Linked DNA regions of Homo sapiens: region 1 is linked to region 2. A link is a loop called in an ENCODE intact Hi-C map of the cell type or tissue named here. Cell type or tissue: endothelial cell of umbilical vein. All regions are shown on one strand. Each heading gives the region's core, and the rest is flanking DNA. Links, peaks and the distances in the headings are about the cores only.

Region 1 (9,080 bases), core at 334-8,333, 310 kb after region 2:
TCTCACAGAATGTGAGGCAGCCTGACTTCCCTGATTTGGTTCTCAGAGGTTCTCTCTACTCCCAAATTAGCACTTCCATCTACTCCATGCTGCGGACCTTATCTTGGTATCCTGAGGAAGGCAATCCTGGGGCAGTTAAATCCTACCAAATCCGGCCAAGCCACCCCGAGAAGTGAAGCAAGTTGGTAAAGGAAGAGAAGCTTTCAGGTCTGTGGGAGAGGGATAGACACAGCTGTGTGCTGTCAGAGGGCTCTTTCTGGTGCTCCCCTCATCATGCCACAGAGGCCACCGGGTTCTTTCTGGTCTCTTGTTCTCAGACCAGCAAGAGAAGATGGACTAACCTGAGGTTTTCTCTTCCCTAAGCAGCAAAAAGCTTTCAAATCAGTGCTAAATGTGCCAGTTAATGGCAAGCAAGCTAACCTCTAGTTATTTCACAGGCAAATATGGTAAAAGTGGGGGAAGGAGGGCTGATTAAGGGGCAGGACAAATGACCTAGCACAGAGGGGTCAAAAATTGGGGTGCACGTGTAATCCATAGGGACAGATAAACCTGGAATTAAAACAGTGGAGGGTGGAGGCTTTCAGGATCCTTTGAAACTCCCAGGTGGAACGCAGGTTGGACACACATCCTGCATGGACCTTTCCTGCCCTGCCGGGATATCCTGTGTTTGTCAAAAGGACCACACAGGGAAGCCCTGACAATTGTCCTTCCCGAAATCTGCCAGCGAGCCCCTCCCCAGCCTGAAGCAGCCACCCCCGGCAAAGGAAGAGTAACTCTGGAAACAGCGTTATCAGCATCCTCCACTGACTTCCTCACCTCCTCCCCAGCCTCATTAGCCCCAAGCTCCTCAGCATCCTCAAAGAGAAACCTGGGAGGCTGGGATGGGGTCAGCACCCAGAAGCCAGCCCCCTCTGACAGCTTCCTCTTTGGCCAAGCCCTGCCTCTGTACAGCCTCGAGTGGACAGCCAGAGGCTGCAGCTGGAGCCCAGAGCCCAAGATGGAGCCCCAGCTGGGGCCTGAGGCTGCCGCCCTCCGCCCTGGCTGGCTGGCCCTGCTGCTGTGGGTCTCAGCCCTGAGCTGTTCTTTCTCCTTGCCAGCTTCTTCCCTTTCTTCTCTGGTGCCCCAAGTCAGAACCAGCTACAATTTTGGAAGGACTTTCCTCGGTCTTGATAAATGCAATGCCTGCATCGGGACATCTATTTGCAAGAAGTTCTTTAAAGAAGAAATAAGGTCAGAATATCAATCAAATAACTCTGAATCACAAAATTCTGTTCCCTTCTTGTGAAGATGTCCAGGAATTTGTTGAAAAGGAATCAGGATGTAATATGGGTGGGAGCTGAAACAAATCCATTTAATCAGAGTGGTAATGGTCTGAAGTTGGGGTGGGTAAGAGGGCAAGATGTGAAGCCAAATTCCAGCCCTAAATGCTAAATCCAACATTTCCTTTTGAACTGAAAGCTTGAAGTTTTCTTTCCTATGAATGGAGTAGCCTGGGACTGTTGAGTTTATCAAGTTCATTTCTCACAGTGGGCGGGAAATAAAATTTATAGAAAGCCTACAATGTGACACCTATTTTAAATCATTGTGAGAGTTAATGGTGTTCCCCCATTATTGAGGTGGTAAGCTGAGACATAGCCAGATAAAGTGACTTCAGTGGGGGGAAATGGGTAACTCTGTGAGATGATGGGACCCATTTCACTATATATATGTATCTTACAACATCGTGTTGTATACTTTAAATATACACAATAAAATTTATTTTTTAAAAAAGATTAAGTAACTTGCACAAGGTCACCACCGAATAAGTAGCAGCTGTGGAATTCAAACCAGGACGGTTTGCTCCAAAGTTTCTGAGCCAGCTTTCTGTTGTGAGAGATTGCCTTGATCAGAGGAAAACTGGAGCTTAGTAAATTGCAATGCACATGGCTCTCAGCAAAGAATGGCATCACACTTGGAATTTAAGCCTATCAACACACAGTCCATGAGCCTTTACCACAGCCAAACTCTAGCAGGTACTGGGGTGACAGCAACTATAACTCTGGTCATTGCCTTCCTGGAGGTCAGGACAAGGGGGTCATGTTATAAATAATAATAATAAGGCTTTGTCTGATGCAGGGCAGTGTAAAGGACCTCCAGGAGCTCCATTAATTCCAAATGGGAACTGGGGAAGGGCTTCCCCAGGAGAAGGTATTCTGAGCAAAGCCTTTTAAAGGATGAGCTGAAAAGTAACGGGAAGTGAAGGGCTTAAGGTGGAAGTAACATCTTAAGCAAAGGTGTGGGAAGAAGTGAGAGGTGCTTAGCTAGAGCATGGGGTGTATGTGGAGGCATGACAGAGGAGGAGGTTGAAGGGATATATGGGGCAGGGGGTCTTTAATTGCCATGCCAAGGAATTGGGGCCTTAATCTTGTGGACCAGTGGTTTCCAGTCTTTTTAGTACCAAAGACCCTTTGTCATATATATGCCCTTTCTCCTCCATCTTCCTCAAAGGACCTAACTTACGCTTTTAAGATTTGGTGACCAAACAAAAGGCATTAATTAACAATGATTTTATTTGCAATCTGTATTAATCAAAGACATCTTTGCTTACTCAACCAAATTACTAAATAGAAATAATAGATAGAAATACCAATCAAAAATGTTAAACTTCTTTTGTGAGGTATTTTATGGAGTTGGTGTGGACTTTTCCTATTAAGCCTTTTTAAAGGCATATTAAGCGTTTTTAAAGGCATTTTTGAAAGACCACTGATTGAGGAATCTCTACTGCAGGCCATGCTGAGAGTGTTAGGCTGGGGAGGGGCAACATGAGACCTGTGATTTGGGAAGAGCTCGTGCAAAGTGGACAGGACGGACTGGTGGTGTTGGCAGGGGCTGTGAGACCAGTTGCCATAGTCCAGGACACAAGTCACTGGGAACAAAGTAGAACAGGAAGGATACAGGTCAGTTCAGCTATAGAGTCATCCTGTTGACCAACACTATGCGAGAGGAAATAAATATGCAGATGTTGGATGTGAACTCAAGGTTTTCCGCCTAGGAAAAGAGATAAAGAGGACCAAGAACACAGGTGAAGCAATGCTGATTCCTTGGAGAGAGGCAATAAGAAGGCAGACATATTTTTTAAAAGGAGGGAGAGAAATTTAAGGATTCAACTGAGGAAGAGCTCTAGGATGACTGCATATTCACCAAAGGGCAATAAATGAAGTTTTTCTTACTAGCATTTGGCAGATGCTAGCCAAAATCAGAAAGCATTTCCCTAAATAGGTTTGCATTCCGTTAGAGTCCAGGATATTACTTCATCTCCCTTAGAATTCATGTTCCATGTGCCCGTGAAAGGGAAGTGTGCAGATACAAGCAGGAAAACACCAGGCAGGGCAGATTGGGGTTTATAGCTCTGCACATTGAGAATGGTCATCCTCAGCACAAAGAGGCAGAGAGAGGCAGTCAGTGGGTCTGGGGAGGTGGTCCTGTTTAGAGTCCTTTTCTCTACAATATAAATACCTTTTTTCTTATTATCAAAGTCGTGCCTGTTTATTTTAGTATTTTCAGGAAAGGTTGATTAAAGAAAGCACAAAATAAAATCACATATAATTCTTCCACCAAGAGATCACCCCTTAGTCAACATTTTGTTGCATTTCCTTGCCACCCTTTTTCTAAGTGTGAATTAAGAAATTTTTTAACAAAAATGTGAACATGCTGTGTATACTTTTTGGAAACTACTATTTAACAGTATATCAGGAACATCTTTCCACATTATTAAATGATCTTCCACACACTTTGATTTTTAACAGGTTCATGGTATTCAATTGCATCAATCAACCATAATTTATTTAACTATTTAAGCATAACTTATTTAATTATTTAACTATAATTTATTAAAACCACCACTGTGAAACTAGAGTTTTTTTATTTCATTTTTTGGTATTATAAACAGTTCTATGTCAAACATCCCTGTAGCTATGTTTTGTGCACATGAGTGACGAATTCCTTATGACAAACTCCTAAAAGTGAAATTTCTGGGTCAAAAAGACAAAATTGAAGGAGATATATATATCTAAATGGAGGCTTCTACTTATAAAGCTCACTTCTTGCACACTTACAAATATTTAGTACTTTTTTTTAGTTTGAATTTCTTCTGAGTTGAACCCTTTTTCAGATTTATTGACCATTTGTATTTCTTCTTTGCTAAACTGTCTACAGGTTCACATCCTTTGCCTCTCTTTCTAATGGTGTATTTGTTCGTTGTCTTCTTTTGGATCTCCAAACATTTTCCCACTTTAAAAAAGTGATTACCAGCCAGGCGAGGTGGCTCACACCTGTAATCCCAGCACTTTGGGAGGCCGAGGCGGGCAAATCACGAGGTCAGGAGATCAAGACCATCCTGGCCAACAATGTGAAAACCCGTCTCTACTAAAAATACAAAAATTAGCCGGACATGGCGGCGCACGCCTATAGTCCCAGCTACTCGGGAAGCTGAGGCAGGAGAATTGCTTGAACCCGGGAGGCGGAGGCTGCAGTGAGTTGAGATCACACCACTGTACTCCAGCCTGGGTGAAAGAGCAAGATTCTGTCTCAAAAAAAAAAAAAGTGATTACCATGACACCTTAGGAGAAAGACTCTCTCTCAAAAAAAAAAAAAGGTGATTACTATGACATCTTAGGGGAAAGCCCATCCAAAACTCTCAGTTGTTTGGTTGAAATGCTACAGCCAGGTCCTAGTCCTCACTAAGGACTGGACAATGCTTGCATCTGTTCAGCAACAAATCGTAGATGGGTATCCCAGGCTGGCTGGATATGCTGAACACACATGATTAGCAGATGGACATCACCTCTCCTTTTTTCCTTTATCTTTCCTTTGGCAAGAATGCTAAGGATGAATCACATACTGCCCATACTCAACCATTGACCTTTAAAATTATGAATGTTTTCATTACTAATTTTCCCATGCATTCCATGTTGACTTTTAAATCCTGAATGAAAAGTTAAGGGAAGCTAGGGAAATGAGTAAGTCTGATTGCCATACTCTTCTTACTGACAATATACCTATATATGAAACCCTGAGAAGTCACATCAATTGGTAAGATTCTCCCATGATCTGGTTGGTCAGTATTGTGCGTGCAGGGTGTGGGGGTGGAGAGTAAATAGTGGCAGTACCTCTAATCACAATAATTCCTAGGAGTTCCTAGGCTCTTACCAGGGCTAATGCTTTAATCTCACCTTCCTTACTAGACACACTTGGTCTTATGTACCACCTCCACTATCAAAGTCTAAAAAAAATGTTTAAACACTTCCAACTGAGCAGTGGAGGGCTCACAGTAAAATAACTAAATCGTCAGGCCTGATTTTGCCTTCCCTTCTCCCTTGTCTCTTGTCTGTCTCCTTGCCCTCAGAAGTTGACAATAATTACTGTCTTAACTCACTTCTTCACATCAACTCAGGGGCCTTGGGAAATACAGGGCTCAAGAGCTTATGACAAAAGCATCCATCTACACGTTCAGTCAGCCTTATATGAATCCATGCACCCATCCATCCACCATCCATCCACCCATTCATTCAGGTGACCCTCCATGCATTCTTCTACCCAACCATCACACTGTGCATCCCACCATCCAGCCCTCCATGCATCTCTCTACTCCCTTATCTATCTATACATCTAAATACCCATCCATCCATCCACCTGTAAAGTGTTGAGCACTAACTTGGTACTCTGCTGAACACTGAGTTACAAAGTTAAAAGAGGTCAAATCTTTGCTCTGAAGGAGTTTACTTTCTATTAGGAAGACAAAGAAGTAAATCAGTGGTTAAAATAGAGTATAGGAAATATTTTTAAATGTCTTACACAGGGTATCATGGGAGTGTGTGGGAAGGTCCCAACTGGGGGATGAGGGAGTGAGTTCCAAAGAGGTGCTATCCATCTGGATTTTAAAGGGCTACATTGGGATTTTCCAGACAAGAAAGAGGAAGAAACTGTCTCAGACAAAGGTGTCAGCATATGACAGGTGATTGGAACCTCAGAGGCCTGAAAGAATGTGGTTTATCCAAGGATAGTCAGTGGTTTGGTGAGACCAAAGCAAACTTGTAAGAAGAGCAGCAGGCAATGCAGCAGGCAATGCAGCAGGCAATGCAGCAGGCAGAGCATTGTGAACCAAGCTCTAAGCTTAACTAAGGAGCTCTAAGCTTAACTAAGTTTAAGCTCTAAGTTAAATTAAGGAGCATGAACTGTAGCCTGAGAGCTTTGGAAAGGTACTAAATGGGTTAAAGGTTCAGTGCAGAGCTATGGGATGAAGAAGAGGGAAGGGAGGAAAAACTATTTAGAAAGGCATATCTACAGGCTTTATGTTTGACCAGATGCAAGCATGAGAAGAATGCACGAGAAGAGGGCATTTTATTCTAATTCCAAAGCTGTTGCTCTCCTCTACACCCCCACCCTATGTTGAGGGACTTGGGGGGATTGGACCACATGGCCTTGTTGCTTTTTTCCAGCTCTGAGAAACTGTAATTCTGCTTGTCCATCTTTCAACACAATCAGGAACTTGGCCAGCCTCACTTCAGTCAGGCCCATGATCTCAATTTAGAAGGAAGATGAGAATGCTGTCTCTGTTTTGTGGTTGTCCAAATTCCAGGATAGTAACATTTTAGTGAATAAAAAGCACTGACATTTTCTCACTGACATTCTTCTATTTAATAAAGTAGGTAGTCAACACTGTAAGAGTATACATTTTTCCCATTCAATGCAATAAATTTATTACCATTTTGAATAAGGGGAGAAGTGCATCCTGCAATCTTGTTTGTCTCAATTAGTCCTTATGGAATGCCTCAAGCCATCACTGAACCTGCCCAGGCACTCATTACAAGTCATCTGCCAAGGCAGTGCTGTCGTCTCAGCGGAGCCTCCTTAGGAGGTGGGGACAGAAAAAAAGGACAATGAACTTGTCTCACAGGGCAAGAAATCTCTTCCCACACCACCCCCACCAACTGGGAGAACAGGAGCCCTGAGACCTGCCCTCCTCTACCACTAATTGTCTGTGAGTCTTCAGAAAGGTCACATATATATTCTGCTTTCAATTTTATCTTTTCAATTTTCTCATCCTTTTCAATTCTCTTTTCAATTTTCTCATCCTCAAAACAAGATGGGGAAGGGACAAAATAATCTTCAAGGATCCTGCCACCTATAACCCCTAATAATGTTACCAATCTGTTTCTATGAGCTAATTCATAAAATGGGTGATAAAGGAATAAGCAACCACAAAGTGGTGAAGGAAACAAAATGAAGATTAATGGGACCAAGTGCGGTGGCTCACTCCTGTAATCCCAGCACTTTGGGAGGCTGAGGCGGGTGGATCACTTGAAGACAGGAGTTTGAGTCCAGCCTGGCCAACATGGTGAAACCCCGTCTCTACTAAAAATACAAAAATTAGCCATCCATGGTGGCGTGTGCCTGTAATCCCAGCTACTCAGGAGGCTGAGGCAGAAGAATCGCTTAAACCCAGGAGGTGGAGGTTGCAGTGAACCAAGACTGCGCCACTGCACTCTAGTCTGGGTGACAGAGCAAGACTCTCTCTCAAAAAAAAAAAATTAATGGGTTCCTTGGGGTTGGGTATGGAGGTCCAGTGGTGTCCCCACTGCAAGCCCTGGAGCCTTGAATGCCACTTCCTCCAATTCTTGGTCATGTGACCTTGGGCAAATGACATAATCACTCTGTGCCTCAGTTTCCTCATCTGTATGTTAACAATAGTATCAGCCTCATAGGTTTATTGAAACAATTAAATGAATCTGTACATATAAAGTGTTTAGTAAAGTGACTGGCACACTTAAGTGTTTCACAAATGCGTGTTACTCTTATCGTTATCTAAAAGAGCCACCTAGTGATAACTTTCCAGCTCCAGTCCCTTTAGTGGCCGGGGAGTGGGGGTGGGGAGTAGGGGTGGGTTTGAAACTCCATGAGCAGGAGCAGCTGCAGGATACAGGCAGACAGGCCAGTCTCTGGGTCCTGGGCCCTTCCTTATCCACCTAGAGGGGAGGATCTTTTCCCATAGTTGTCCTGAAACTTCCAGTAAAATGGACTCATTACAATGTTACACTGTTTCATCTTTTTAAATACATTGATGCCAGTGTTCTTGTACAGAATCCTTTGTGCCTACTTCCATTGCAATTTGCATTGTCCTGCATTGCAGAAGTTGCTCTCTGACAGTTTCCACTGGCGCACCTTCCCAGATGTGAGAGGCTGGAGCTCTAGTGCATAACTCAAGGATTCAGAGGCCTGGGCTGTCCAGTTTCCTGGACAGGTCCCTTGACCTCTTTGCCCTTGTAATTTTTTTGTGTGACTTTCTTTGCCATCAAAACAGTAGGAAAAGCTTGCAGTCTCTTAGGGTAAAGTTGTGTCAGGTAAGAGAAAAAAACAACACAGTCTAGGGTTTGGGTCTAATCAAAATGCTAATTCTTCCAAAACGCATTATCCAAAACTCATTATCATGGGGTGGCCCAATAATGCCCAATAATAAGAATTTAAATATTCTTATTTAAATTAAATATATAACATGTCACATGCTGCCTGATTTTCATTTGCAGTATGACCTTCAATTGTTAATAATAATGAAGGTAAACTTTTTCTGAGTAGTTTTTCATACACAAATCAAAAAGAGATTTAACATTCTTCCCTAACGGAAATATCAGCACACAGCTGGATAAATGACTATGGAGAAAACATAACTGTGGGGCCTAGGAAATTGGCAGGTGATAATAGGCCAATGCCTGCCAGGCACAGTGGCTCACGCCTGTAATCCCAACACTTTGGGAGGTAGAGGCGGGCGGATCACCTGAGGCCAGCAGTTCAAGACCAGCCTGGCCAACATGGTAAAACGTTGTCTCTACTAAAAATACAAAAATTAGCTGGGCGTGGTGGCGCACTCCTCTAATCCCAGCTACTGGGGAGGCTGAGGCAGGAGAATCGCTTGAATCCAGGAGACAGAGATTCCAGTGAGCTGAGATTGAGCCATAGCACTCCAGCCTGGGCAACAGAGTGAGTCTCCATCTCAAAAATAAATAAATAAATAAGCCAATGCCTCTCCCCCAGGAGGATTAAGGACT
Region 2 (9,080 bases), core at 688-8,687:
GTTAGTACTACTTCATATAGTTGTGATGAATTCGGTGAGTTATTATTTATAAAGCCCTTAGGATAACGCCTAGGATACAGTCAATCCTATGTGTGTTCATTAAATACATAAACAAATGCTAAATACATAATTGATAATTATATATATGATCAACTTACATTCATGCTTTGCTTTGTATGTTCTCTAAGAAGAAGCAGTGTGTATGGAGCTGATTACAGCCAGCTCTGTAGTTCATAGGTTGGCTAGAAGCTAGATGCTCAGCTTCACAATCCCCTCTCCTTTTCCCTCCCCACAGGCTGTGCTGTGGCTGCTGCTCCTTTGTCCCCTCCAGGGCTCTGTACCAGAGACTGCTGCCCTCCTCTCTCTCACCTGTTCTCCAAACTATGTAAAAGCAGCCACCATCAGCTCAACCTTCATCTAGGGGCTGCCTGTCCCTTGCCAGTATCCACCTCTGCTCTGAATCAGGAGAGCCCATGACAGGCTGAAGAGGCAGCAGAGTATGTTGGAAATGACTGGGGCAGTGTCTTCAATCAGCTAGGTTTTAGGAAAGGGTAAAAGAAAATAAATCACAAAAGATGCTACCTCCATCAATCTGGCATGGGGGCTAGGGAGACAGTGGTCAGGGAGATGGGGAGAAACAAAGGAAGACAGGAGGTACCACCAAAGCCATAAGGGACCAGAGGAAAATCACCCCCAAATGTTTCCCCAACCCCCTCCTGAACATACACATGCATCAGTCCTTCATGTAGAGGTCTGTGTTGTCTCCAAATCCCCCACCTGAAAATGAAGGGAACACCCAGGTTTCCCTGGAGAATCATCAGCTGAGGCCGTGTCTACACTCAGGGCTTGCCAAGAATATTCCCACAAAGCACAGCTCTCAAAAGCCTCTTCCAGTATATGTTCCCCAACGTATCCACTGAAGGGTAATAAAAGGGAAAGTGAAGGCTCTGACAAAATATTCATTAAAAGAAAATTTTACCTGCATGTGCGTGAACACACAATCCACACCCTATCACCACCAAAACTCAATTGACAGCCCAGATGTGAACCTTTAAAAGATGCTCCCCAACTGCTCACCCTCACTGTTGCCCCCACAGATGAGCTCTGGTGAATTTAACTTCCATCTTTCTACTTGAGACTCCCTTCTAGAGCTTTGTACCCCACCACTGAGAAGGAGCCTTCCTGCTTCCCAAGGACTGCCCTCCACCTGGAACTGCTTTCCCTAAATTGTTCCTGCCCCAGAACTTTCCATCATACCCAGTTTCAGTGAGGTGCGCCAGTCTATCCCACTGGGATTCATCCCACTGGGCCCTCAGCCAGGTTCTTCCTGCTCCATAAGATGATGACTAATTACCAAATGAAACAATTTAGGGAAAATCTGATACAGCCTATTGAGTTCCCCTTCCAGAGGCCCTGTATTTTCAATGGAGCCTCTGGAAGCTCCAGCATTTCATCTCAAGGAATATCTCAAGGGATAACTGGGATGGATTTCTGCTATGCATGTCATGTCACTGGAGTTCAAGTTTCCGGCCCTGTTCACTCACAGGCCCAACTTTGTGTATCTTTTGTGATTTGTTTCCTTTTGATTTCTCTTAAGGCTGGGCTCACAGAAGGCATCTTCCATCCTGATGTTCTACGGTATAGTGAATGGCAGGATTTGCTTTGTTCGTTGTTTGTCGTTCATATAAAGATAGAAGTTGCATTTCATATAGTCAGAGAATGAACTGCATACTCTTTTTTATTCCACTATTTTTGTTGGTGGTAGTAGAAAGGGTTCTTTTCTTCCTTCTCAGTATTGAATCTTATCTTGATCACTAACCAACTACGTGACTTCACTTCCACAAACTTCAGTTTCCTCATCTGCTAAGTGGAAATTTAGAATACCCATCTTATTCGATGGGAGAGGATTAAATAGATGCCTGCTACACAGTAGGTGCTTAATAAATAGTTGTCATATCCTGAGCCTTTAATGTCATGCCTGGCCCTTGTTGATATTCCATAATGCTTGATACATAAGGAATCCAGTGTTGGTGATGAAGATTTGTCTGACACTCATTAAAGTCATGGGCAGTATGCCAGCCTGCTTCTCACAAATAAAGTGTCTATACTGCCCTCAAGAACATGAATACTGGCCGGGCACAGTGGCTCACGCCTGTAATCTCAGCACTTTGGGAGGCCGAGGCAGGCGGATCATGAGGTCAGGAGATCAAGACCATCCTGGCTAACACAGTGAAACCCCGTCTCTACTAAAAATACAAAAAAAAAAAAAAATTAGCCGGGCGTGGTGGCGGGCTCCTGTAGTCCCAGCTACTCGGGAGGCTGAGGCAGGAGAATGGCGTGAACCTGGGAGGCGGAGCTTGCAGTGAGCCGAGATCGTGCCACTGCACTCCAGCCTGGGCGACAGAGCGAGACTCCATCTCAAAAAAAAAAAAAAAAAAAAAAGAACATGGATACTGTTCTATTCTCTAATGAGGGCATATTGTCCAGAGCCAGAGATAGGAACTAGAGTATTTCTCTGCCCTGATTTCCAGGAAAGGTGAACAACAACAGGGCTAATTATCTGGAGCTAAAGAAGAATTCTTTAGGATTTACAGGCAGAAGATTCATCTTGAAAAGACCTATTTCCATAATAGATTTTGCTTTATAAATGCCTTTTCAAAGGTTGCTATTTGACAGGAAAAGCTTTCAGCTTTCTTCTTCTTTTTTTTTCAGGCTTGTGACCTCTCACCTACTTTGAATGATTCACTCAGTCTATTCACTGCCCAGGAATGTTGGCTTTGGCAAAGAACCACAAGTCTCTTAAAATAAACACAACTGGGCTTTCATCTCATAGCGATCGCTGCTGGCTGCATATTTCACACACTGTATGGCAGGATATGTTAAATTAAAATCATAATCTCCCCAGTGAAATCTAGGGCCTGGTTAAGCCACTCGAGAATTACTCATGCATTAACTTCCAATGAAGAATATGAGTAATATCTTCAGCCATTAACTCTCCCAGGTAGTGGTCTCATCCTCTCCCAATTATCCTAACCCACAGTAAATTAAACCCATCCAGAAGAATGTCATTTGGAAAGGAAGAAGTCAATGCCAATGCTGTTTCAAATATGTAGGTCCTGGAGAGGTGAGCTTGAACTACCTTGTCAGTTCTCTCAATCATATCTCAAAGTTTAACTTAAATTTTGCTAAATCAATACACCCAATCCATATGGATTAACAATATGCTCAACATTGTGTTAAATGTTTTGAGTAGTTCAAAGAATATATGACACTGAGCCTTTAGCAGCTTAAGGTCTTCTAGGTGACGAACAAGATTAACACATCGAGAAAATAGTAACAGAGGCCAGGTACAAGACAGTGGTAAAGTGGAGAAAGCAAAGGCTTTTCTCAAGTGAGGTTCAGGGCCTGACTTCTCTCAACTGTGACTGCAGGGTAAATCTTTGGGCTTACATAGTATCTCAGTCCTAACTTTTAAAATGGAGGATGTTATACTAACTGGATTGACTTCACAGAGTAGTTGTAATGTTTAAATAAAATAAAGAAGATAAAATTGCAATGTACAATACCACTTTTTATAGCCTGTGATAAAACAAGTGGAACAACTTAAGAAATAAGTCCAAGAAGGTTATTTGTCTTCTGGGGTTGCCTTTAAATGGTAGTGAACAGATAAGACACAGGGCTATAAACTTCTTGAGGACCAAGGCCAAGGCCATTCCTTTTTGACTTTAAATGTTGTTCATACCCTGCTTAGTGTCAGGCACATAGTAAGTGCCTAATATATTTTTGTTAAGTGAATGAATAAATGAATTCTGAAGTGCAGTTAAATTAAATTTGTGTATATTACAGTAACACAAGAGGCCCTCCTTTGGGGCTTCCCAGAGTTTTCTCCTCATTTATATTACCTGAAGAATTTAAGAGAAGTAAAATCCTAATGCTTTACAAGAGCTTTTGCCCTGTGGGCTTTCTTGAGTGATTGCTAACAACGTATCCCTGGACACCACTGAAATGAGCTTTTCTGGGCCCATCCAAAACACAGCCACAGAAAAGTGTTTGTAAGGCCCCCCTGCCCCAAATCCATAATGGGAAGATATTATGAAGAGCCCTTTGTGCTTCAGTTTAGCCCAGTGGCTAAAACAAGACTGAAAATGCACTAAGCTACGAGTGGCTGAAGATATACACCCCACTGTATAAAAACAAAATGAAAGAACAATATCTGTCTGCAAAGAGGCTCATCACCCAGTTCATGGGCACATGCCCCAGGAAGTCACAGAGAGAGGAGCATTGGCCCATCATGCATGAGATTCACTACGTTGCTTCAGAAAACAACAACAACAAAATACTTACAGTATTAAAACTGCTATTTTTCCTTCTCATAAATGAAATCTTCATGAAATGTGGTATTTCCTCTAAACCATGACAAAGGGAAACAGATATACACCATGTAGGAAATGACAGACTTTGGAGAAACAGGAAAACATAAAGTACCTTAGAATGGAATGAATTTCTGATAAGGAAGCATTACCTTCATCAAATGAAACACAAAGCAGCAAGTCTTTTCCCCAGCAACAAGCAAGCTAAAATGTGGGCACTCCCTGGGGTGACATTGTGTTATGATGATCTTGCCCTATGGGAGAGCTCACAGCACAAGCAGGCACTTGTGAATCACACTGTGGTCGGAACAGAGGCTCAGAGAAACATGTTTATCTTCCCCACTTTCCTACTTGTGTGCATCTTGCACCTGTCTCTGTACATATGGGGTTGATTCTTCTCTTGTTTATTGGGTTTGGGGACTTAACATCCCTGTGTGTGTATTTATGTCTTTCCCATTTCTGCAATGAGGTTGTAAGATCAAGATTTTTGTTCTTCATTCTCTAAATTTCTATAGTACTGTTCTACATCTAGTACTATCAATGAAAGTACTGTAAGATAGAGGAATCATCCTATCAGTTTGGATCCCAATAGAAAACAGAATTCAACTCAGAAAGTTCAAATGAAGAAACTTAAAGAGACCACAACTGGGTTATAAGAACAAATAAGAGGCTCCCTCTCCCTCTCCCTCTCCCTTGTCTCCATCTCCCGCTTTCCACGGTCTTCCCCTCTCCCTCCTCTCCATCTCCCGCTTTCCACGGTCTCCCTCTGTTCCCGAGGCTAGACTGTGCTGCCGCGATCTCGGCTCACTGCAACCTCCCTGCCTGATTCTCCTGCCTCAGCCTGCCGAGTGCCTGGGATTGCAGGCACGCGCCACCACGCCTGACTGGTTTTTGTATTTTTTGGTGGAGACGGGGTTTCCCCGTGTTGGCCGGGCTGGTCTCCAGCTCCTGACCTCGAGTGATCTGCCCCCCTCGGCCTCCCCAGGTGCCGGGATTGCAGACGGAGTCTCGCTCACTCAGTGCTCAATGTTGCCCAGGCTGGAGTGCAGTGGCGTGATCTCGGCTGCTACAACCTCCACCTCCCAGCCGCCTGCCTTGGCCTCCCAAAGTGCTGAGATTGAAGCCTCTGACCGGCCGCCACCCCGTCTAGGAAGTGAGGAGTGTCTCTGCCTGGCGGCCCATCGTCTGGGATGTGAGGTGCCCCTCTGCCTGGCCACCCAGTCTGGGAAGTGAGGAGCGCCTCTTCCCAGCCGCCACCCCATCTAGGAAGTGAGGAGCGTCTCTGCCTGGCCGCCCATCTGGGATGTGAGGAGCCCCTCTGCCCGGCGGCCCAGTCTGGGAAGTGAGGAGCGCATCTTCCCGGCCGTCATCCTGTCTAGGAAGTGAGGAGCGTCTCTGCCTGGCCACCCATCATCTGGGATGTGGGGAGTGCCTCTGCCCGGCCGCCCCGTCTGGGATGTGAGGAGAGCCTCTGCCCGGCCGCCCCCTCTGGGAGGTGAGGAGCACCTCTACCCGGCCGCCACCCCGTCTGGGAGGTGAGGAGCACCTCTGCCCGGCCGCCACCCAGTCTGGGAAGTGAGGAGCGCCTCTGCCCAGCCACCTCGTCTGAGAAGTGAGGAGCCCCTCCACCCAGCAGCCGCCCAGTCTGGGAAGTGAGGAGCGTCTCCGCCCGGCCGCCCGGTCTGGGAGGTGGGGAGTGCCCCTGCCCAGCAGCCACCTGGTCTGGGAGGTGGGGGGCGCCCCCCCGGCCACCCCTTCTGGGAGGTGGGGGGCCCCTCTGCCAGGCTGCCACGTCTGGGAAGTGAGGGGCCCCTCTGCCCGGCCGCCACCCCATCTGGGAGGTGTACCCAACAGCTCATTGAGAACGGACCATGATGACGATGGCGGTTTTGTCGAAAAGAAAAGGGGGAAATGTGGGGAAAAGAAAGAGAGATCAGATTGTTACTGTGTCTGTGTAGAAAGAAGTTGACATAGGAGACACCATTTTGTTCTGTACTAAGAAAAATTCTTCTGCCTTGGGATGCTGTTAATCTATAACCTTACCCCCAACCCCGTGCTCTCTGAAACATGTGCTGTGTCCACTCAGGGTTAAATGGCTTAAGGGCGGTGCAAGATGTGCTTTGTTAAACAGATGCTTGAAGGCAGCATGCTCCTTAAGAGTCATCACCACTCCCTAATCTCAAGTACCCAGGGTCACAAACACTGCGGAAGGCCGCAGGGTCCTCTGCCTAGGAAAACCAGAGACCTTTGTTCACATGTTTATCTACTGACCTTCTCTCCACTATTGTCCTATGTCCCTGCCAAATCCCCCTCTCCGAGAAACACCCAAGAATGATCAATAAATACTAAAAAAATTAAAAAAAAAAAAGAACAAATAAGAGGGTTGAGGCACACAGAGACTAGCACAGCAGGAAGCCTTTACCATCTGAAAGCCTGAGGAGAACACAGGAAAAAACAGAGCCCCTTGTAAGCTGTCACATAGAGGAGGGAAGGGGGTGCACAATGGTGCTATAGTCATAGAAGATCTCAGCTGCTGTCTGAGAAGGAAGGGGTGGAAAGAAATACTTCTACCTGTTTTCCTTTTGTCCTATCTCATGCCTGTGCCTCTGTTGATTGAGCTCAACTAAAGGTGTGGTGGTAAGGAAGTCTGGTGATGCAGTCCATGGGGATCCTCCTCCAAGATCACAGAGCAGGACAGAGAAGGGCAAAGAATGGTATGGGACAGGAACGGAGGAGTGGTAACAGAGAATAACCCTCAGACCAGGGAAGACATCAGCACTTAGCCATGCCCACAACAGTGTCCTGAGTGTAGTAGGGCTCAAGAACTATTTATTCTATGGCAGTCCTCAAAGATAAGCAAGACAATATAGAGGGTTGATGGAACACTGCCATCTATGTGCTCTTTGTTGTTGCTTTTAATTTTCTGTGCTAGTAGTTTTCCTAACACTTGTTACCTTATCTAGAACTGTTCTTTGCTATTTATCCTGATTCTCCCCGTCACCTCCCCACCACCACTGAGAATAAACACAGGCAGTGAGACTGTAAACAGGTTGGTTAACCTTCTGGACCCAAGTTCTGTCTCTAACAATGTGGGGTGTGGACCAGATGCCTGCGGCTTTCTTCCAATCATAAAATGAAACATAAATAAATAAATATCAGTCTTTGCTCCTAACATTGTTAGTGGGGGAAAAAGGAAAAAAATAGGAAGGGAGAGATGAAAATAAATGATGCAGAAAGAGTAGGAAGAATAAGCAAGGATAGCTGAAGTAATTGTTGTTGTTTAGAAACTGTAGATTTTTATGGACTTTACGTAGATTTTTAAATCCATGATAATACTTAGTGAAACTCTTCAGCGTGTGTATATAAGTGGTGAGGATGAGGGAGTGCTCAATAAGCAAATTCAAGCCATTAAATTTCAAATCTGCTTTTCGCAGGAATCCAAAACTTTCCCCAAACAGTTAAACTTTCAAAATGGCAAAAGATCAGTTATGGTTTACTGAAGATTTTGTATTCATTACTAATCATATCAACCATTGGCCAAAGAAGCATGGTAGCCTTTACATTTCTGAGCATCTGGAGATGTTTATTTTACAGCTAATAAAGTGAAAGAGAACCACTCCAGCAATTCCTCTCTAGGAGTCAAAAATAGAACAATTGGAGAAAGGGGATTTAAGTATAATTATCTTAAATTCCTTTAAATCACTCCACTATTTGCAGAACATCTTGAAGACACATCTAAGCTTGTTTGTATAACACTGCTAGAATATTACTGTTCTCTTCTATGAGTCCCTGAGTTTTTTTTTTAACATCCTACTGCCAGGGAAATTTGCTGGGCATACATAAGGATTCATCTTGTATTTTCACTGTGCTTGTCTTCCCTAACTCCCAATAGATTATGTTAGGGGACACCTACTAAGAGCCTCCAGAGTATCTGATACTTACCCAATCAAACCATTCCTCTCACTGTATGACAATATTTTGCCCAACTAGTTGACATCTCTATCACACTGTGGGCTCCCTGAGGGTAGGACTGTAGCTGTCTTGCTCACCATTGTGCATAATGCCTGGAACATAGCATAAATGCTGAAATATTTTTTGAATAAGTGGAATACATGAATACTTTTGCCCTCTTTCCCAAAGTATAAGTCCTCCTGAGGTTAGGAATCCTGCTACTCAAAACAGGTTCCCTTTTCTCAAGTCACCAGTTCAAACCTATCAATAAAAAATGAATGTTTTTGTATGACTAACACAGAGGTGCTCACATATCTGCCTATTTGTCCTACTAATATTTATGGGACACTTACTACGTGCAAGGCTTACGCTAGGCACTGGAAATAAGAGTGAGCAAAACCAGATAAGATGTTCGCCCTCATGGAGTATGTATAGAATTTTATGGGAGACAGTTATTAACCAGATAATCACACAAAGAAGCAAAATATTATAATCAGAAATGCAAATTAAACTATTAAACTGGCAAAATTTAGACAGCTAGATAATGCCAAGTGTTGGTATGGATGTGAGGATCCAGGAATTCTTATGTTCTGCTGGTGGGAGTGTAAACTGGTACAGCTATTCTGGAGAAACCTAGAATTATATAGTCAAAGTTACTGTTACTGATGCCCTATAGTCCAGAAATTCCCAAATAACTTATTATATGGGGCCATAAGGATACGAGTAGATGATCAGATTCATATTCATTGCAAATAACTT

Evidence for each region. Peaks named below come from ENCODE experiments on the same cell type or tissue, not always from the same donor. Only the 100,000 strongest peaks of a DNase experiment are listed, where the experiment ranks them.
Region 1: it touches region 2 in a loop (10-fold over the local background); 2 of 110 quality-filtered maps call a loop at or near these places.

The regions. Positions count from the first base shown.
Region 1 is chrX:45,192,744-45,201,823 of GRCh38, reverse strand. It overlaps DIPK2B (divergent protein kinase domain 2B), which reads left to right and starts at 948. Exons shown (of 5, transcript NM_176819.4): 1 at 948-1,230. The coding sequence starts at 998. In endothelial cell of umbilical vein, for the core only: no CTCF peak of the experiment used is centred there; DNase peaks (open chromatin) are centred at 853, 2,963, 3,333 and 4,893; H3K4me3 peaks cover 2,724 bases; H3K27ac peaks cover 5,622 bases.
Region 2 is chrX:45,500,908-45,509,987 of GRCh38, reverse strand. It overlaps LINC01204 (long intergenic non-protein coding RNA 1204), which reads right to left and starts at 4,600. Exons shown (of 4, transcript NR_104644.1): 1 at 4,523-4,600. RefSeq lists an enhancer at 2,295-3,494. In endothelial cell of umbilical vein, for the core only: no CTCF peak of the experiment used is centred there; DNase peaks (open chromatin) are centred at 1,337, 2,787 and 4,567; H3K27ac peaks cover 4,611 bases.